2 separate regions of the Homo sapiens genome follow, and region 2 is linked to region 1. Evidence: read pairs that join two places in POLR2A ChIA-PET (ENCODE). Cell type or tissue: PC-3. All regions are shown on one strand. Links, peaks and the distances in the headings refer to the core of each region. The heading gives the core; the rest is flanking DNA.

What was found. ChIA-PET counts read pairs that join two places held together with the same protein. Peaks named below come from ENCODE experiments on the same cell type or tissue, not always from the same donor. Only the 100,000 strongest peaks of a DNase experiment are listed, where the experiment ranks them.
Region 2: POLR2A ChIA-PET joins it to region 1 with 5 read pairs; 2 of 35 experiments call an interaction of 5 or more read pairs at or near these places.

The regions. Positions count from the first base shown.
Region 1 is chr12:26,986,335-26,989,148 of GRCh38, reverse strand. All of the region lies in intron 6 of TM7SF3 (transmembrane 7 superfamily member 3), which reads left to right. Among named protein-coding and RNA genes, the nearest start is that of TM7SF3, 27 kb to the left of the region's middle. In PC-3, for the core only: no CTCF peak of the experiment used is centred there; a DNase peak (open chromatin) is centred at 1,318.
Region 2 is chr12:27,293,668-27,296,481 of GRCh38, reverse strand. All of the region lies in intron 1 of STK38L (serine/threonine kinase 38 like), which reads right to left. Among named protein-coding and RNA genes, the nearest start is that of BMAL2, 38 kb to the left of the region's middle. In PC-3, for the core only: no CTCF peak of the experiment used is centred there; no DNase peak of the experiment used is centred there.

The DNA of each region.
Region 1 (2,814 bases), core at 294-2,793:
ATAACTTTGACTTCCCCAAAATTAACTACTATTAGCCTAGTGTTGACCAGAGAAGCCTTATTGATTACATAAATACTTGATTAACACATATTTTGTATGTTATATTTATCATAGACTATAGTCTTACAATAAAATGAGCTAGAGAAAAGTAAATGTCATTAAGGAAATCATAAGGAAGAGAAAGTATATTTACTATTCATTAAGTGAGAGTGGATCATCATAAAGGCCTTCATCTTCATCGTCTTCACATTGAATAGGAACAGGAGGAGGAAGAGGAGGGGTTGTTGTTGCTGTCTCAGGGGTGGCAGAGGTGGAAGGGGAGGTAGGAGAGGCAGGCACACTCAGTGTGACTTTTACTGAAAAAAAGTCTGTATGTAAGTGGACCCATGCAGTTCAAACCCGTGTTGTTCAGGGGCCGACTGTGTATGTATAGATACGTACACACACACACACACACACACACACACACACACACAATTTTCTTCTCTGAACCATATGAGAGTAAGTTGCAGACATAAAGACCTTTTTGCCATTAAATACTTCTGTATTTATTTCCTTACATAACCATAGTAAAATTATCAAAATTACGAAGCTAACACTGATACAGTAGTTATTTAATTCACACGTTAGCACATTTACTAGTTGTTCCAATAGTGTCCTTTATAAGTAAAAAAAAATTATTTTTGGCTGGGTGCAGTGTCTCACGCCTGTAATCCCAGCACATTGGGAGGTCAAGATGGGCGGATTGCTTGAGCTCCAGAGTTCAAGACCAGCCTGGGCAACATGGCGAAACTCCGTCTCTACAAAAAATACAAAAATTAGCTGGGTGCGGTGGCACATGCCTGTCGTTCCAGCTACTTGGTAGTCTAAGGTGGGAAGATCACCTGAGCCCAGGAAGGTTGAGGCTGCAGTGAGCCGTGATTGTGCTTCTGCACTCCAGCCTGGGCAACAGAGTGAGACCCCGTCTCCCCGTCAACAAATTTTTTTTTCCCCTGTCCAGGGTTCAGTTTAGGATCCCACATTGCATTTAACCGATGTGTCTCTTTATAGTTGTATAATCTGGAACAAGTCTTTTTTTTTTTTTTTAATTTTAATCTTTTAAGACCTTGACTTTTTTGAGAAGTACAGAATATTTATTTTTTTTAGAATGTCTTCAATTTGGGTTACTTTGATATTTCCTCATAATTAAATTTTGATTATGCTTTTTTGGCAGGAATACAAAGGAAGTGATGTGTCCTTCTCAGGAGACACTTGTCTCTTTATTTATTTGTCTCTTTACTGGTGGTGACATCCTTGATGACTTGGTTATTGGTGTCTTGCCAAGTTTCTCCACTGAAGTAACTGTTCCTTTTTTTAAGTGTCTTTAGGGGAGGTACTTCGAGTGTCAGTAAATATCCCATTCTCAAACTCTCACTTGCTAGTTTTGGCATCCAGTGATCTTTGCCTGAAACATTTATTACTAGGTGGTTGCCAAATGGTGTTTCTCTAATGTATCACTCCTTCTATGTTTATTTGTTGCCATCCTGCTCTGAGGAAGGGTTTTCCCTCCCCTGCCATTTATTTATCCATGTATTTATTTTAAACCTGGACCTGTAGATTCCTATTTTATTCTCTGGATGAAATCCTTTACTATCATTTATTTTCATGTTCAAATTGTTCCAGATTTGGCTCATGAGTGGCTGGATATGTTTGGAGTACAGTGTACTGATGGATTGGATGAGGGGTTTGAGAGAAAGAGGTGTAAAGGACTTTGTAGTTTTTGGCCTGAGCAACTGGAGAGAGAGAGCGACCATTCGCTGAGGTGGGAAGCACTGTTGGAGGAGAAGGTTGGGAGGATACATTAAGAGTTCAGTTTTGGACAAGTTCAGTTTGAGAACCCTATTGAGCATTTATGTGCAGATGTTTAACTGATGGTTGATTATATATATAAGCCTGGAATTCAGAGGAAAGTCTTAGCTGGAGAGCATCTTGGAAATCTTCAGACTGAATATATGGCATTTAAGGCCTCATGCTAAATGGTGTTATCTATAAAGGGGAGGCAGAGGTGGAAGGGGAGGTGGGAGAGGCAGGCACACTCAGTGTGACTTAGAGAAAAGGGAGGGGTCTGAGGACTGAGCCCTGGGTGCTCCAATGTTTAGAGCTTAGGAAATTGAAGATCCTACCAATGGGCTGAGAAGCTGCAGCCAGATTGGTAAAAGGAAAGTGATGTATGTTGAAGCCAAGGGGAGACAGTATTGCATGGAAGAGAGAGTAATCAACTTTGGCAGATGCTGCTGATAGGTCAGCTAAGAAAGAGACTGAAAATGACCCTTGGATTTAGCAACATGGAGGCCATTGGTACCAGTGAGAGCTGTTGCAGTGGAGAGGTGGGGTAGGCGCCTGACTGGAGCATATTCAAGAACAAATAGGAGCTGGGAGCACAGAAACTGGAGAAAGTTCAAGTAGCTCTTTCAAGGAGCTTTGCTCTAAAGAAGAAAGTCTATTAGTTGTGTTCAAGCGAGAGATTATGGTTCTCTACCTCTGCTAGAGCCGTATCCCGCTGTTAAAGAAAAAAAAAATCAGTGACACTAGTTAAAGCACAGTGAGGAAGATTTTATTCAAGGTGGGGGGTAGTATTACAATAGGCATAGGGACCACTGTGATGGAATTTTGCAGTGGGGAAGAGAGATTGGGCCCAACTCTTGAGTACAACATGGGCTACTGGGAATTTGTAGCCAAGCAGTAGGGTGGGAGTCAGTGGATGGAAAATTTCTAAGAGGAAACATGAGGGGCAAGGGGGCATTCTGTCTGCACTGACCTAAGGGGATTCTTACT
Region 2 (2,814 bases), core at 3-2,502, 310 kb before region 1:
AAGTGTAGGTTGAAAGCAAACAATTATCTATGGCAAACTCCCAGTTCTACTGTTGTCCTATTAGGGGTTTATACCTCAATGTACTGCTTGAGCCTCAGAATCACTATGTCTAAAACTGCATCTATTATTTTGGCATAAATTTGTTCCTCTGCTGACTACTTTAAATGAGAAGCTGATCGTGTCACTTGTTTAGAATCAGTCATGGTTCCTCATTGCCTACTGCAAGTCAAATTAGCTACATATGATCAATAAGAACAACTCACATACACTGAGTATGGTTATATATCAGGAACTTTATGATATTTTATTCACTGATTTCCCCCTTTTTTTCTCCTGAGGATTTAAGATAGAGGCACTTGCCATGCATGATTGCATTTCATCCTCACGACAGCCCTGCAAAGTAGGGAACTGAAGTTTGGGGCAAGTCACATAGCTAGTGTGATGTGGAGTCAGGATTCCAACTTGCTATCCTTATCTGTTGCTTTTTATATTTTCTATCCTTATCTGATGCTCTTCCTCACCACTCATTCTTTTCCCAACATACCTAGCTCTTTCATGCCTCCAAGCTCTTCCATGACCTATCCCTGAAGCAGTTATATCCACTGCAGGATATGTCTCTGCAGGAATCTGCTGATCCTTTATGGCCCAGTTTAGCTGAAGTCTTACTGCTGTGGTGACTTCTCTAACATGCTCTGCAGAAGAGGCAAAGCATTTCTCATTTTTTTGGTGCATGTTCTCTAACATTTGTAGTCAGGTACTGGTGGCTTATCACTCCTAAGAAAAATTCGGCCCTAACAGTTACTCCACCAAACCAGGAACATCTCCATGTAAGAACTCTTTCTGATTCATTTTTCAAAACTCACAACAGCACTGCATCTGACTCAGAGTAGTCATGAATGAATGAATGAGACAACCTATTGATTGGGGGGAGGGAGGGGGCGCAGTAACAGTAGTTGAAAGAATTAGCCAATAGTAAAGTGCTCTGTAAAGATTGGCTAATAAGCAACTGTGGAAAAAGAAATTACAGAAGGTAGAAGTCAGAAATTAAAAGATCTAATCCCAGCCTTGTTGCTAACTGATCATATGGTCTTATTCAAATCACCAGAACACCCTTAACTCAAGTCACTTTTCCCAAAACAGGGCTTAAAATATTTGCTCTGCCTGGTTCACAGGCCTAGTTCTAAGGCCATCTGAGATAATACACAGGAAAGCCACAATGGCTTATACAAATGTAAGATACTATTCTAGGCACCTAGTTTAATCTTTGTATTGTGCTAAATGCTTTAATAATAATGAGCATTATTTTTTAAAACAATAAATAATGAAAAATAAACTCAAGAATTATCATGGCCAAGTGATTTTTATGGATTAAGCTGCTCTTACTGAATTGCTAAAACAATGCTGCCAAATCATTTTTGGAAATTTCAGAATCATTGGGCTCATGTTCTATGTTTCAGGATCAGATGCAGAAAGGTCAAAGAATGCCAGGCACAGTGGCTCATGACTCTAATCCTGGCACTTTGTGAGGCCAAGATCATTTGAGGCCAAGAGTTTGAGATCAGCCTGGGATCTCCTCATCTCTACAATTTTTTTTTTTTTTTTACTTAGCTAGGTGTGGTAGTGCACACCTGTAGTCACAGCTACTCTGGAGGATGAGGCAGGAAGACTGCTTGAACCCTTGTTCAAGGTTACAATGAGCTGCGATTGAACCACTGCACTGCAGCCTGGGTGATGGAGCAAGACCCTGTCTCTAACTGGAAAAAAAAAAAAAGGTCAAAGAAGGAAAAGTGAAACAGGGATCGTGTATAGAAAACATCTCTGAAATCAAATCACATTTGTTAACTGGGGCTTGGGATGGGAGAGGAAGGATGGACTGGAAATTGAGGAATTTAAGTAAATTTAAGAAACCCAGACTACACAAAGTTAAATAAGTTTCTTACTATAAGACTTCCCAGCATCTTTTTTTTTTTTTTTTTTGACAGAATTTCACTCTGTTGCCCAGGCTGGAATGCAGTGGCGTGATCTCGGCTCACTGCAACCTCCACCTCCTGGGTTCAAGCAATTCTCCCACCTCAGCCTCCCGAGTAGCTGAGATTACAGGTGCACGCTAATGTTTGTATATTTAGTAGAGATGGGGTTTCACCAAGTTGGCCAGGCTGGTCTCGAACTCCTGACCTCAAGTGATCTGCCTGCCTTGGCCTCCCAAAGTGCTGGGATTACAGGTACAAGCCACCTTGCCTAGCCTTCCCAGCATCTTTAATATGCTAACATGCATCCTGAATCCTCAAAAGGAGGACAGGTGTACAATTTGCAGTAGTATTCCAGTGAACCTTCCCTAGGCATATAAAATTGCAGTTCATAGATAGTTCTCTTCAAATGCTTTTTGGTAAACAACTGCCTGTTACTTTTTCAACAAATATTTGGGGTGGGAAAACCTTAAAAGTACCATTAAAGAGCAACACCCTACGATTGTAGAATGATTTCTGACTTGCCTTGTATTTGTTCTAGCAAGCAGATACTAATGAACAGAGAAAATGTCCAGAAGATCTGTAGCCAATAAAAATTTATAAAGTGGTTTGCCACTTTACAAGTTTGCCTTAACAAAAGGTAAAGACCCAACTCTAGTTGTCCAAGGCCTTATATATTCCTTTCAAAAAGTGAATGGTGAAAAACATAAAAAACCTTTTATAATGCCTCTTGAAAAAAGCACAAAGAAATAACACATGACTCACAGAATTATGCTGTTCACAGTTATGCTTGCAGAAATGGGAGAGAAAGATGTATGTTGAACTTGGGGTTTGGCCTTGGAGGGAG